2 separate regions of the Mus musculus genome follow, and region 2 is linked to region 1. A link is a loop called in an ENCODE intact Hi-C map of the cell type or tissue named here. Cell type or tissue: gastrocnemius. All regions are shown on one strand. Each heading gives the region's core, and the rest is flanking DNA. Links, peaks and the distances in the headings are about the cores only.

Region 1 (7,646 bases), core at 1,964-4,463:
AGGTCAAAGAAGCCCTGAAATTGGCAAGATAGATGTCATTGATAGAGGCCTGAGCGAGGGACTCCTTTCAGAGCCTTTCAGTCTACCCCAGCATAAGGCCAACAGCTTTAAACTACATAGAAGTCTCCATGTCTTATTTATATTGTAAGCAGTTCCACAAAACTCTGCTGTACTGTCCTGTTGCCTTTCTTCTGGAAGACTGAAGAGAATTAGCTTTAAAGATGCGGCTCTTGCAGAGGACCTGGGTTCCAGACCAATTAGGGCTATATAGTGACATCACATCACAAAAACAAAGGAAAACATAGTGCGACCATGTCTCAAAACAAACAAACAAACAAACAAAACAAAAAACAAAAGGAAAAAAAGAAAAAGAAGGAAAACAGAAAGCCAAGCATGGTAAGTCACACTTGTCATCCTAATACTGAGGAGGTGGAAGCAGAACCGCCATGACTTGGGTTAGCCTGAGCAGAACCGTCATGACCCAGGTTAGCCTGAGCAGAACCGCCATGACCCAGGTTAGCCCAAGCAGAACTGCCATGACCCAGGTTAGCCTGAGCAGAACTGCCATGACCTGGGTTAGCCCAAGCAGAACAGCCAACTGGGGCTGCATATGAGCGCAGAAGATCCTGGCAGTAGAAGAAAAATAAACAAAAAAAGCGCAGGTGGTGGTGGCTCACCCCTTTAATCCCAACGCTTGGAAAGCAGAAATAGGTAGATCTCTCTAAATTCAAGGCCAGCCAGGGATACACAGAAAAATCCTGTCTTGAAAAACCGATGAAGAGAAAAAAAGAGCCATGTAGGCGATCAAAGCTCGGTAGTCTAAAGAAATGAGAAATGCTATAGAGCTACCTAAGGTGAGGGAAGAGTCAGGACATTTTGGGCAGAGAGCCGGTACTGCAAGCCCAGAGGACCAAGGCCTGTTTTATATCATGTACAGAGTAGCTGGACAAGACATTGCACAGCAACACTAGCACGTACATACTGTCCAGCCAAGTATCACTGTCACTATCACTTATCCTGCTCTCAAACTAAAACCGTGCACCAAGATCCCTTTGGCAATAGATCCCCTTCAACAGTGTGAGCAGGTCCAAGTATGAATTATCTATGGCTCCTGATAAACACTGCTGTACACCTTGATTTCAAAAGTTGTTTTGGGAGAGGGGATAGATGGGAGACAGGGTCTTACTATGTGAATCTGACTGTCCTGGAATTCCCTCTGTAGACCATACGGCCTTGAGCTCAGAGTTCAACTGCCTTTGTCACCCAAGTACTGGGATCAAAGGTGTGCACTACCACATCCAGCCTCATTTTTCCTTTTAGTTATGATCACATTTATTGACGTATGATGGAAGTGGAGCCTGCATGTCATCCTTGTTGGTTAAGCGTCAGGGGACAAAAGTACTACGTGGAGAAGCAGGTTCTCGTCTTCCAACGAGGGTTGCAGAGATCCAGCTCAGGTGTCTTACCAACTGAACCATCTCAAAGGCCTAAGATTTGGGTTTTTGAGGTCTCATAGAGACCAGGGTATTCTGAAATCAAGATTTAATTTAAGGGCGGCTCAGTGGTTAAGAGCACTGGCTGCTCTTCCGAAGGTCCCGAGTTCAAATCCCAGCAACCATATGGTGGCTCGCAAACATATGCAATGAGACCTGATGCCCTCTTCTGGTGTGTCTGAAAATAGCTACAGTGTACTTACATGGAATAAATATAAATCTTTTTTTAAAAAAAGAAAGGTTTTAAGATAGCTGGGCAAGCCAGGCGTGGTGAGACACCCCTTTAATCCCATCACTCAGGAGGCAGAGGCAGGTGGATTTCTGAGTTCGAGGCCAGCCTCATCTACAAAGTGAGTTCCAGGACAGCCAGGGCTACACAGAGAAACCCTGTCTCGAAAAACCAAAAACGAAAAAAAAAAAAAAAAAAAAAAAAAAAAAAAAGATAGCTGGGCAAGATGTTTCTGGCCTTTGATCCCTGCACTCTGGATGGCAGAGGCAGACTGATATTTGAGTTTGAGATCAGTCTCTAAAGCCAGATCCATTTAGAAAGTTCCAGAACAGCCAAGGCTTCATAATGAGATCTTGTCTCAAAAAACAAAGACAGTGATAACAATGATGATGAACATAGACTCAAGCATGCTAGACCAAATCACCACTAGACCTACTCCCTAGACTCTGATAAATAACTTACTAATAATATATATAAGAGTTATTCTCCTCCCAACTTCTTTTACATACATCACCGATGGGTGTGGTGGCACACAACTTTAGTCCTGGCACTTGGAAGACTGAGGCAGGCAGATTTTTCTGAGTTTGAGGCCTGTCTGGTCTTGGTGCCAAAAGACAGAAAGAGAAGTAAAAGAGAAAACGGAAAATTAAAAAATGCAAGGAGGTGGTGGCGACACACTCTGATCCCAGTACTGCGCTCCGGAGGCAGAGGCAAGTGGATCTCATTGGATTGCAGGCCAGCCTGGTCTACAGCGCGAGTTCCAGGACAGCCAGGACTATGCAGAGAAATCCTGTCTCAAAACACCAAAAGGAAAGAAAGAGAGAGAAAGACAGAAAGAGAGGGAGAGAGAGATAAACTTTTACTGTTTATCATGAACGCCCCGACTCGTGTGCTTAGGTCAGAGGACAACTAACAGGAATCCTTTTTCCTCTGTGCTCAACCTCGTGGGTCTTAGGAATCGAACTCACATAATTAGGCTTGAAGGCAGGTGCTTTTACCCGCCGATCCATAGCCAGGCTCTCTTTTAGAATCCTAAAAGCCTGCAAACCGGCTCAAGCCTGTCTGGAGCTTCTTCCCCGTGGGTGGGTCTCCTTCCTGTCAGTTGTCCCTCCTCAAAGTCCCCGCCCACCAGGAAGGACATTTCTGGCTCTCTTCGGCACCCGTCCACCCTGCCTCCACGTGACACAAACAGACCGGGCACTTCCGCTTCCCCTCCGCTCTCCCCACTCACTGTCTACTCCCCCCTCGTCCCTGGGTCTCCCGCCCCGTGAGTTAGCGAGCGCCGGGAGGGCGGCGTCGCGGGCGGAGTCGCCCCGGGCTGACCCTTGCGGTCTTCCTTCTGGTCCCCGCAGGTCCCCGCGGAGGCGGAGGCGGGCGCCATGGCGGAGCTGACGGCTCTGGAGAGCCTCATCGAGATGGGCTTTCCCAGGGGACGCGCGTAAGGGAGCCTCCCCCTAGCCGGTGGTGGGAGGCCGCGGGCCTGGCCGGCCTGACTGTCACCATGGCTGGTGGGCGCTATTCACGGTGTTTCTGCCCCCAGGGAGAAGGCTCTGGCCCTCACAGGGAACCAGGGCATCGAGGCTGCGATGGATTGGTGAGCGGGCGACCCGCACGGGTGGCGGGAGTTTGGGAGCCGCTGGGCAAGGTGGCCTCCAGGCTAACCAACCCCTGCCTACTTTCTCCGCGCAGGCTGATGGAGCATGAAGACGACCCCGATGTGGATGAGCCTCTGGAGACTCCCCTCAGCCATGTCCTGGGACGAGAACCCACGCCCTCAGAGCAAGTTGGCCCTGAAGGTCCTGACTGGGAGACATCTTGTGATTCTAGAGACCTTGAAAGGGCCCCGAGAAAATCAGAATGATCTTATTCTAAATACTAATCCTGGTTGCTTGTTTGCAGGCTCTGGGTCTGCTGCTGGAGAAAGCAGACCCATTTTGACTGAAGAGGAGAGACAAGAACAGACCAAGAGGTGACTGGCAAGTTCAGTGTGTGTGTGTGTGTGTGTGTTTTGTTTGGAGTCTGCCTAACTCTTGCCCAGGCTGAACTCCGGATCCTCCTGCCTCCGCCTCCAGAGTGCTGAGATGTGGCCTTCACTGTGCCTTGCATTATTTTTTTGAGACGCAGTCCAGCTGTGTACCTCAGGCTGCGCTGGAACCCCGTATGCGGCCTAGGCTAAATTCGAAGCCACATTCTTCTAGTGCTGGGATTACAGGCCTGGGCCACCATAGCCCAGTGACACACTTTACCAAGGGTCATGGGTCATCTTCCTTCCTCTCAAATACAAACAAGTCTGATCATAGAACCTGACCTTTCCGGTTTTGAGGGTGTGCTGCAAGTCACCAGGAAACATCTCACATAGCTCAGGACTGGTCTCAAACTCCTGTGTGGCTGCAGATTCCCCTGAAATCCCAACTCTCTTGCCTCTCCTTTGCAAATGCAGGGATTATAGATATGCATCACTATGCCCTTTCTTTAAAAACAAAACCAACAACAACAATAAGAAAAACCCACGCTGGGCGTGGTGGTGCACGCCTTTAATCCCAGCACTCGGAGGCAGAGGCAGGCGGATTTCTGAGTTCGAGGCCAGCCTGGTCTACAAGGTGAGCTCCAGGACAGCCAGGGCTAAACAGAAAAACCAAAAAAAAAAAAAAAGAAAGAAAGAAAGAAAAACCCACAAGGGTCTATGCATGATATATTGTGCTCTACCTTTAAACTACACTTTTTTTTTTTTTTTTTTGGCTTTGTTCTGTTTTTTTTTTTTTCTTCAAGCCAAGAGTCTCTATCCCTGACTGTCCTGGAACTGGCTCTGTAGACCAGGCTGGCCTCAAACTTGAGATTTACCTGTCTCTGCCTTCTGAACACTGAGAATAAAGGCGTGCACTGCTACCACCTAGCTTGTCCTCTTTGGTTTTTCAAGATAGGGTTTCTTTGTATAGTCCTGGCTGTCCTGGAACTAACTCTGTAGACCAGGCTGGCCTCGAACTCAGAAATCTGCCTGCCTCTGCCTTCCAAGTGCTGGGATTAAAGGCGTGTGTCACCAGGTCTGGCCCTGCTTGTCCTCTTTATATTACTGTTTTGGTTTTGTTTCCTTTCCTCTGTCTTGGAGCCCGTATTCCCTTATTTTGTTAATTTCTCAGTCTAAACTCACCTTCCCACTCCATGTCCAACTTTACCTCTTTCTTCTCTGCAAAACAGAATGTTGGAACTTGTGGCACAAAAGCAGCGGGAACGTGAAGAAAGAGAGGAGCGAGAAGCTTTAGAACGAGAAAAGCAGCGGAGGAGACAAGGGCAAGAGCTGTCAGTTGCACGACAGAAACTGCAGGAAGATGAGATGCGCCGGGCTGCGGAGGAGCGCAGGAGGGAAAAGGCTGAAGAGTTAGCTGCCAGGTCTGAAGTCTCATTGGTCGCTAATTGGGAAAGAAATGAAGATTTGCCTTGTCCATGTCTGACCTATTTTCTTCCTGTCTCTATTCTAGACAAAGGGTTCGAGAAAAAATTGAAAGGGACAAAGCAGAGAGAGCCAAGAAGGTGGGTGATTAGAAAGTCTGGGTATAGTGGAGTATGTGGGTTAATTTCCTTAAAGTGTGCTTAGCATGATTTTTTTGAGGCAATTTTACTCTAGCCCAGACTAGTGTCAGACTCATAGTATTCTCCTGCGTCAGCCTTCCAAGTACTCTAACTAAAAGCTGTGAACTGCCAAACCTCTGTGTGTGTGTGTGTGTGTGTGTGTGTGTGTTTGGCCCATGTACTGGAGGGTGACCCTTTATACATGCTAGACTAGTGTGCTCCCTCTGAGGTAGTGTTCCATTTTGTCTTTCAGTATGGTGGTAGTGTGGGTTCTCGGTCATCCCCACCAGCAACAGACCCAGGTCCTGTTCCTTCTTCTCCCAGCCAGGAGCCCCCTACTAAGCGGGAGTATGACCAGTGTCGTATACAGGTACTGTTTTCAAGTGACCGTCTTGCTTCTGGAATCCCGTGTTGGCTTATAAAGTGCCAGACAGCCCAGAGCTGTTCACGCTTAAGTCCCCTTTGCCAAATCTCTCCCTTCTTTGTACATGACTTTTGAAATCCTATCTCCTCTACTCTTTGGAAAGATCAAATTTCACCTGCCCATCTTATTTAAATCCTTACTTCATCCTTACTAAGCAGTTTTAGATTCATTACACAGCTATTTTCATAATATGGTCCTCACAGTGACTTTTAAAAGTAATTCCATCTTGTCTTGTGAGGTATCGAATCCATTACCATCACCTGCTGCGGTGGAGCATGAGTGGTTGTTCATCGGGTCCTTTAAGTAGTATTTGTCCTGGTTCAGATGCTCCAAGGGAAGCAGAGCCAGCTCTAGTACCTCCTTTCCTTTCTTGGGTACTTCAGACAGGGTTTCACTACGTAGACTAGACTGGTCTTGACTTTTGAGCTATCCCTGCCCTCTGCCTAAGTGCTAGGATTACAGGCATGTGCCACCACTCTGCTCTATTTTATTCTTGGGCCTGGGTCCTGCTACACAGTCCTGGCCTGGAGTTCACTATGAAGATCAAGCTGACCTCTAGCTTCTGGTGATCTTCCTGTTTCTTCTGTGTGCTGTGACTATAGGCATTGCCATTATCTGGCCTCACCCTGCTTAGTCATAGTTCTGTTTTAAGACAGGGGCTTGTGTGTGTACCTGATGCCAGCCTTGAATTTGTTCTTCCAGCCCTGAAGCTGTGTAAACCAGGCTTATCTTGAGAAATCTGCCTGTGCTGTTAACCCTAAGTGCTGAGGCTTTAGGCATAAGCCACCCCATACTTAGTCCTCACTCAGTTTCAGTGCTCATAGTACTGCATCTTTCTCTTGCCTTTTAGGTTAGGCTGCCTGATGGGACTTCACTGACCCAGACTTTCCGGGCCCGGGAACAGCTGGCAGCTGTGAGGCTCTACGTGGAGCTTCACCGTGGGGAGGAGCCTGGACAGGACCAGGACCCTGTGCAGTTGCTCAGTGGCTTCCCCAGACGGGCTTTCTCAGAGGCTGATATGGAACGGCCTCTGCAGGAACTGGGTATGTTATGTGAGACCAGGAGTTAGCGCTTAAAGGAATGAGGGGCAGTTGGGGTGGATAGGGTGGGTAGTCAGTTGGGATAGAAGGGGTTTAATGGACTCATACTATAGAGTCCAGAAATTTGAAGGCCCTAAGTATCCTTGTAATTCAAACTCTTTTCCATCTTTAGGACTCGTGCCTTCTGCTGTCCTCATTGTGGCCAAGAAGTGTCCCAGCTGAGGGTTCTCCATCCCACCATCTCTTTCTAACCTCTTCATCTTTGATAAAGCACTGACGTTTCCTTCCTAATAAATAGACCCTTTGAGTTCTGTATATGCCTGGCTCCTTCCAGAACTGCCTTTCTGAGAAGGGCAATATGAGAAGATAAAGGGAGGGCAGTTAAAGTAGGACCTTTTCAGTTTGCAATAGGTTTGTCTAGGATTGACTAGCTGCTTAGCAGTGGGGGGATTTATATGGCACCTGTTATTCATAAGCATGTACAAGCACTCGAATTAAAAAAAATCTTAAAAGGTGTTTTGAGGGGCTGGAGAGATTGGCTCAGTGCTTAAAAGCTCTATTTTTAAGATTTATTTATTATATGTAAGTACACTGTAGCTGTCTTCAGACACTCCGGAAGAGGGCATCAGATCTCATTACGGGTGGTTGTGAGCCACCATGTGGTTGCTGGGATTTGAACTAAGGACCTTCAAAAGAGCAGTCAGTGCTCTTAACCTCTGTGCCATCTCACCAGCCCAAGAGCTCTATTCTTGAGGAAGACCTGAGGTCAATTCTCTATACCCACATGATGGCTCATAACCATTTGTAACTCCAGTTCCAGAAGTTGACACCTGACTTTCATGGGTACGTGATACACATATATACATGCAGCCAAAACACAAATGCATTTTATA
Region 2 (7,646 bases), core at 2,762-5,261, 58 kb after region 1:
TGCTAGTGGAGGACGCTGAGAGCCCTACCCCGCTGGTCTCGGGGCTGTTGGCCGCCTCTGGTCTCCTCTTTACACACCTGGCTGTCCTTACCCCCAAGGCTCAACGGCTTAGGGAAGGTGAGCCAGGCTGGGTCCGGCCCCGAGGAGTGGAACAGCGCAATAAGGCCCTCGACTGGCTCCGAGGAAAAGGGGGTGCTGTTGGGGGGGAGAAGGATCCACCGCCACCAGGGACCCAAGGAGTCGTGTATTTTGCTGACGATGACAACACCTACAGCCGGGAGCTCTTTAAGGAGGTGAGCCCTGAGATTAAAGACAGAGAAAGAGCCAGGTGGGACCAGCTCCCCTCTTTCTCTTGCTTACCCGTGTTGATGTGGGCTGCTGGTGAAGATGGGGAGCACTAGGGGCAGGGGGTCAATAAACAAAGTAGTTCTTTTTCTTGGACCACCCCTCTCTGTTTCTTCTCTCATCTCCATCAGATGCGTTGGACTCGCGGTGTCTCAGTGTGGCCTGTGGGGCTGGTGGGTGGCCTGCGATTTGAAGGTCCTCAGGTACAGGATGGCCGCGTTGTGGGTTTCCACACAGCATGGGAACCCAACAGGCCCTTTCCCTTGGACATGGCGGGATTTGCGGTTGCCCTGCCCTTGCTATTGGCTAAGCCCAATGCCCAGTTTGATGCTACTGCACCCCGGGGCCACCTGGAAAGTAGTCTCCTGAGCCACCTTGTAGATCCCAAGGACCTGGAGCCACGGGCTGCCAATTGTACTCAGGTAAGAGGATGGAGAAAGGCTCTGGGTTGAGCAGCTAACTGAACTGGGAATGGGTGTTTGAACCACGAGAAACCCTCCAGAGCTTGACCAACTTTGCTTTCACTCTATTAAAAAGGCTACTGAGAGTCAGAGTAGAGCCCCTGCCATTTCATCTTACAGACTAATATGAACCCATGTATATATCAGAGAGACAAGGAACACAGCTCCATTTTAGAGGCAGTAAAGTTCTCCCACCCCAATATTTTATACATTGTATACCAACACTGAATGTAGAAGAGGTGGGGTGGGGTGGAATCCATTTTAGATCTTAACACCCCAGAGCCCTGGTTATGGCTGGTCCTGACCCTAAACTCTCCTTCACAGGTACTGGTATGGCACACCCGGACAGAGAAACCTAAGATGAAGCAGGAGGAGCAGCTACAACGGCAGGGCCAGGGCTCAGACCCAGCCATTGAGGTGTGATGGCAACCTCACCCTGACTTCTACCTTATTTTAGGCACATACCTTGTGGGACTGGGCTCCAGGCCAGCCCAGGATGTGGTTTTTTTTTTAAAGACCTGACCCCTGAGAACCAGAGGCAGCCCCTCCAACCACAGGGTGTGTCCCAGTTGCTTCCCTCCCTTCCCCCAGCCTGCCATGTGGCACTGCCCACATGTTGGGGACAAGCAGCTTCTCTAGTGAGCCAGATCAGCCCCATCTGGGGCGGAGCAGGACAGATGGACTCAGAAAGGAGGGTAGCTGTGGGAAAAGGGTAACTTATTGGGGACAAGCATGCAGTGGGGGGCTAGAGGAGCTGGGCTGGACCCTCCCCACCTGAGCATGCGATCCCCTTCCTACCTCTAGAATAAAGAATCTCAACCCGGAGGGGCTTCATGGTTTCCTTCATTTGGCAGACCTACCCAAGAGATCAGGTACATGTTCTTACATAGGCTGGGTTCCTCCTCTGCAGAGTCTTTCAGGCTCCCAGCCAAGAGAGAGAGACAGAGACAGAGAGAGGAAGAGAGCGGGAGAACAGTGATTTCTGTCCACAAACTTTATTGTAGAATCTGGATGCTAGAAACATTCTCTAGTCCTTTGGTTGTCACTTCCCTGTCGCCCTCATCTGTTCTCAACCTTGGTGGTTTCCAACGAGACAGCTGGGTTCCAGGACACCTGGACTTCTCATTCCAGCCCAGCTCCGCTTGCTCTTAACTCCTATAACCCCAGGGACCTTTCCTTCCCTGAGTCTGAGTAACGAATTGTAAGTTTTCCACATTTGTCCATCTTTCCCCTTCCCACCCCCACCTCTTCAGGTTTCTAGGCCTCAGCTAGAACTTCCTTGGGAGGTTCTTCATCTGGTGGGGCCTCCTCAGGTGCTGGCTTGTGGGCAAGCCCTCCCTGTAGCCATGCAGTTTTCAGTATGTCTTTCAGCCCACCAGGAAAAAGATAGCCCTGGGCCTCTCCTTCCCCATCAATGACTCCTCCAAGGCCCTCCAGCGCTGTCTGCAAATACCGCAAACCAAGGAGCACTAGAATCTGTGGGGGGAAGCAAGTGCAAAGGGTGATTGTCAGTGGGTTTGGGGTCACAGAGCTGAAAGTAGGAGTCAGGGCCCTTAGCTGACTAACCTGCAGCAATAAGGTGACAGCCAGAATACTTCCCAGTGTGCCTGATAAACCCTGCAGGTGTTCCAGCAGCACTTCATGGCACCCTTGGGCCCAGAGGTTTAGGTTGGGCTGCCGAGGATCGAAGAGTGGATGGGCATAGGGGTCCGAGAGTTGGCTTTGCAGGCAAGGCCGGGGTGAGTGGGGATTACAACAGGAGAAGGGGACGCCATCAATCAGATATAAGCCTTCCACATTGCTCTGGATCCGGCTGCAAAGGCATAGACAAGATAGTCATGAGGCGGCAGAGAGGAGCATCTGAGAGCAGGGGCAGTTGAGAACAATGATTATACAACATTTACTGAGTTCTTCACTATTCAAGCTTGCATAATTCATTTATCTCCACAACTCTGTAAGATAGGAGTCTGTCTGGAAGATAAAGACGGGCATAGTTATCTCCATTTTACAGATGAGGAATGGGCCCACAGCGGTTTAGCAACATGCCCTGGGCTGATAAATAGAATTATAACCCAGCCTCTCAGCCACCGTGCTCTATTTATCGCACGTCCAGGTAAGAATCTCAAGGCTAAGGAGGAAGAGGAAGACAAAAGAAGCAAATCAGTCACTTACTCAACTACATCTTGGTCACTGGGGTCCAAGTAACGGTTGCTGACCCACTGAACACCAAACCAATCCTTGTAGCCATGGCGCCCGCAGCAATGGTACCTCAACTGCAACTCATCCATCAGACGTTTGGCCTGACAGCGTCCAGGCACCTCTGTGTCCTTGTAGTGAGCCAAGGCAGCCTCCAGGCCCTCCTCCAGTCCCTGGTTGAGACTTACTGGCAAAGCCAGGGCTAGCCCCAGGGCAAGGGTCAGCAGCCCCCCACCTGCAGCTGTGCCAACCGCTAGCAGTGGAGTCAAGACCCCTCTCCAGGGGGGGTATTGAGCTGCATCCAGACTTGCCCGGCTGGCTCCTGCGCCTCCTAGCCCTGTGCCTAGAGCCACCGTTCCCGCTGCCAGGGCAGTCTGGGGCAGAGCAGGGAATGAACAAGAGGGTGCCAGGAAGGTGCCAAGGTGCCCCAGCTGTACCAGAAGGTGCCCGCTACAAAGGAGGGTGAGGCCACCGACCAATGCCAGCAGCCAGGAGAGGAGCCAGATGCCCTGTGCCAAACGGATACGGGGTTGGAGGGGCAGCACCACGGGCAGCACCGGCGCCATCTCCCATCTCTGCCCAAGGGAGTGAGAAGCCGTCGGGGCTTGGGGTTGGCTAGGGCAGGCAGGATGCTGAGTCAGCCCAGCCTGGCTTCAACAGGGCTAATGCCACCCTGACCCCAATACCCTGGACATCCTTCCACTCTAGCCTTAATAACCCTCTGCAGGCTCCGATTCAGGATGCTTCTTAGCCTTGCCCTTTAGGAAAGGCCCCGCCCCCGGGCTTAAGGCCCATTTCGTGACCCCGCCCTGCCCTTTCGCGGAAGTGAGTTTGGTACGCTGGGCTTCAGGCTTAAGAGACCCAGATCTCAAGCTCTACGTCCCCTCCCAGGTCCTCTGGGAGCCTGCGGGCCGGAAGCCGGGCAAGAGCCTGGCGGGGTGAAGGGTCAGCCGTGTGTCCCCGCCTCCGGCCTGAGCCTCGGGTCCCGGACAGGGAAGGGTTACCTGGCGGCCCGCCCCCCCCCTCCGGCCCGCCTCCCTCCCGCGCTTGCTGGCGACTCCGTGTCCCGCGCCTGTTTGTGCTGCAGCGCAGGGGCTCCGGACGGCCCGTCACCGCACCCCGGGAGCCTAACCCCGAGAGAGTAAAAGAACCGGTTCCACAGCGCCCCCCTCTAACTCCTGACCCCCACGCTCGTCAGCGCCCCCGAGGGGTGGCACGGCTCCCCTCCGCGCGCGCTCGAGTGCTTCCTTCCCCTCTCCCTAGCCATGGCCCCCGCGGCTTAGACGCCTCCGACGACGCTGCTCGGAGCAACGCGGGGGCCGGATGGACGGGGCTGCGGGGCCCGGTGAGTACGGGGCGGGGCGGCCGGCGTGGCCTGGATTCCCTGAGCGCCAGCCGGACGGGCACTGCTAGTGCTGGACCGCTGTCTAGTGGCGTGCTCGCGTGCTCCTGCGCCTCGGGGGCTCTGAGCATCCTCCTCAGTTCTTCAGGTCGTCCAATTCTAGTTCCTAGGAACCCGCTACAGTCATTTTGGACTTCCTTAATGCCATTCTACTCCTTGGTTCCCTGTGCCCCTCTGAGTTTCCCTGACCACTGTGTCACACTGGGCCTCTTCCCCGGGAATTCCGGGTCTTCTTATTTCGGACTTCTACCCTTACCTTGGGATGTACACTGTAACAGCTCTCCACTGATATGCTGTACAGTCACCGGATTGTGTGCCTTACACCCCGGCCTCTCAGTCTGACTTTACTGTCCAGTTCACTTTCCTGTGTCTCTAGCTTGTTGGCTGTGTTTGCATTTGTAGAGACTTGCGCTTGCTGGTGGGGTGAGAGGGCTGCGTGCGGTTCCACACCAGTATTGCTCCTGTGTCTCTCTCTGGCTCCCACGTACCTCGGCAGTATTCCATGTTTCCCCCCCCCCTGGTATTCCATAATACTTTGTCTCTGTGGAGGCTGAGACAGCAGCAGGAAGAGTTTTGCCAGGCTCATTGCCTGTCCTGCTAGGAGGAGGCACTTTGGCCCCCTACCATCTCTGTCCACCTCCTCGCCGCTGGATGAGCTTTCGAGTTTTAGACTACTCGAAAGGGTTAGCTCTATTGAATGGTTGCATTGTAACATTGGGTGGGAGGACAAAACCAGCTCTGCCCTCCAGGTAGTGGCACTTTTCTGAGTGCTTCTTGCCCCTTTCCCAGGTGAGGGCCCTGCTCATGAGACCCTGCAGACCCTGAGCCAGCGACTTCGGGTGCAGGAAGAAGAGATGGAACTGGTAAAAGCGGCTTTAGCAGAAGCCCTTCGCCTGCTGCGGCTGCATGGCTCCACCACAACCCTGCAGGGCTCTGGCATATCAGCCCCGACAAGGAACAGGTATATATGCTAGCACACTCATTCTGCCTTCCTGGGAACTTTGGGGCATCAGGTTAATTTGCTGTCTCCTCAGCAGCATCACAGTCCCTCCAGGACTGCCACCTACATGCAGCCCTTCCTTGGTGACCAGAGGCACCCAAACGGAAGAAGAATTGGAGATTGTTCCATCCTCTGGACCCCCTGGCCTGAGCAATGGTCCTCCAGCTCTTCAGGGGGGCAGTGAAGAACCTAGTGGGACCCAGTCTGAAGGAGGGTGCAGCAGCAGCAGTGGGGCAGGCTCCCCTGGCCCCCCAGGAATCCTCAGGCCGGTGCAGCCTCTTCAGCGTTCTGACACGTAGGTATCCTGTGGTGGTAGCTAGGATGGATGGGAAATCTGAGAAACAGGCTTGATTTTTCACTTTTTCATTCTGTCCCACCAGGCCCCGAAGAAATTCTTCCTCCTCCTCCTCCCCCTCAGAGCGGCCCAGGCAGAAACTCTCCAGGAAGGCAGCTTCCTCAGCTAACCTGCTATTGCGGTCAGGGAGCACAGAGAGGTGGGTAAGCCTCACCTTCCTCCTTTAACTTGCTGTATCCCAGGCTTAGCTTCTTGACTTTCTCCATTCCTGGGTGGGGTAGGTGACCTCATTACCCAACAGGAAGAAAGAAACAAAGCATTCCTTGGGACTCCTGCAATGTTTGGGGCCCTGTGCTGCAGCTCTCCTCCATGTCATTCAGGCCCTGTAACATCTTTGGTGACTAGGTGGTCTCTCATGTTTTCTGTTGCACAGGTGAAGCAGGCTCAGAGAGGGCAGTCAGTTGCCTCAGGTCACAGAGTCAAGCTCTGGACCCGATTTTTCCTGATTCTGGTTCTGCTGACATTTTCATACCACAACATACCTTCCAAAATTCTAGGAGCTAAAAGCTCTGATGACAGTTTATTTAGTTAGTTAAGACAGGGTCTCATCACAGTCAGCTATTGGATGGATCACAGGGCCCCCAATGGAGGAGCTAGAGTAAGTACCCAAGGAGCTAAAGGGATCTGCAACCCTATAGTTGGAACAACATTATGAACTAACCAGTACCCCGGAGCTCTTGACTCTAGCTGCATATGTATCAAAAGATGGCCTAGTCGGCCATCACTGGAAAGAGAGGCCCATTGGACTTGCTAACTTTATATGCCCCAGTACAGGGGAACGCCAGGGCCAAAAAGTGGGAGTGGGTGGGTAGGGGAGGGCGGGGGAGGGTATGGGGGACTTTTGGGATAGCATTGGAAATGTAAATGAGGAAAATACCTAATAAAAGATATTAAAAAAAAAAAAAAGGACAGGGTCTCAGGTATGATAGTCCTTTCTTGGCCTCCAGAGTGTTGGGAAGATACCTAGCAGCTCTGGTGATCTTTCCCAGTGGCTATCCTCAGAGTTTCAGCCAATCCCCATTCCCTACAGAGTCCTGCTCTGCCTACTCCTGTAGCATCCTAGTGCCAGGAAGCCTGCTGGTGTGGGGTCACTGTCTTAGTGGACCTGAAGGTCTACTCCAGCCTTGTCCTTTCTCACCTTCTACTATGTTCTCTGAAGAGCTATTGTTAGCTTATCATCCAGTGATAGTGACCTCTGGAATTCAATTGTCACTTTCCTTTTGGGAGATTTTGCCTACCTTCCAGATTCCTGAAAGGCAGGTTGGTATATATTCTGACCTCATTTTACAAATATGGAAATAAAAAGGTCAGTAGAGGCCTAGAAGAAAGGGCACAGGCTATAGTTCTATGGTTCTGTTGTTTCACCTTTATATTGCCTTCCCTTTCTTCCTTCTTTCTTTCTTTCTTTCTTTCTTTCTTTCTTTCTTTCTTTCTTTCTTTCTTTCTTTCTTTCTTTCTTTTATTCTTTCTTTCTTTCTCTCTCTCTCTCTTTCTCTCTCTCTCTCCTTCCTTCCTTCCTTCCTTCCTTCCTTCCTTCTTTCCTTCCCCCCCCACCTCTCTTTCAACTAAAAGTCCCCATCTCTCTAGAGCCCTAACAGTGACCCCACATTAGCAGGCTGACTGGGAGGAACCTCCTGTCAGTATCTTTTTTTGTTTTGTTTTGTTTTTTGTTTTTGGTTCGAGACAGGGTTTTTCTGTGTAGCCCTGGCTGTCCTGTAACTCACTTGGTAGACTCAGAAATCCGCCTGCTTCTGCCTCCCGAGTGTTGGGATTAAAGGCATGCGCCACCATGCCCGGCTCCTGTCAGTATCTTGTCCCCACTTCTCTCAGGTCTTGACACTTGATCCTGGTCTTATACTTTTACCTCTTCTCAATAGCCGGGGGAAC

Evidence for each region. Peaks named below come from ENCODE experiments on the same cell type or tissue, not always from the same donor. Only the 100,000 strongest peaks of a DNase experiment are listed, where the experiment ranks them.
Region 2: a loop joins it to region 1, with 3 times the contacts of the local background. A loop is called at or near these places in 1 of 42 quality-filtered maps.

What each region holds. Positions count from the first base shown.
Region 1 is chr19:8,868,597-8,876,242 of GRCm38, forward strand. It overlaps Ubxn1 (UBX domain protein 1), which reads left to right and starts at 2,952. Exons shown (of 9, transcript NM_001362044.1): 1 at 2,952-3,160; 2 at 3,263-3,316; 3 at 3,412-3,518; 4 at 3,622-3,691; 5 at 4,918-5,109; 6 at 5,199-5,250; 7 at 5,543-5,659; 8 at 6,564-6,756; 9 at 6,926-7,070. The coding sequence starts at 3,102. The coding sequence ends at 6,975. In gastrocnemius, for the core only: CTCF peaks have their summits at 2,965 and 3,179; DNase peaks (open chromatin) are centred at 2,476 and 2,885; H3K4me3 peaks cover 2,399 bases; H3K27ac peaks cover 2,500 bases.
Region 2 is chr19:8,925,606-8,933,251 of GRCm38, forward strand. It overlaps Rom1 (rod outer segment membrane protein 1), which reads right to left and starts at 3,751. Exons shown (of 3, transcript NM_009073.4): 1 at 2,979-3,751; 2 at 2,373-2,619; 3 at 1,777-2,282. The coding sequence starts at 3,568. The coding sequence ends at 2,064. Eml3 (echinoderm microtubule associated protein like 3) reads left to right here and starts at 4,089. Exons shown (of 22, transcript NM_144872.1): 1 at 4,089-4,347; 2 at 5,194-5,365; 3 at 5,439-5,699; 4 at 5,785-5,898; 5 at 7,637-7,646. The coding sequence starts at 4,326. B3gat3 (beta-1,3-glucuronyltransferase 3 (glucuronosyltransferase I)) reads left to right here. Exons shown (of 5, transcript NM_024256.2): 3 at 1-293; 4 at 477-767; 5 at 1,131-1,631. The coding sequence ends at 1,229. In gastrocnemius, for the core only: a CTCF peak has its summit at 4,216; DNase peaks (open chromatin) are centred at 3,412, 3,846 and 4,142; H3K4me3 peaks cover 2,267 bases; H3K27ac peaks cover 2,373 bases.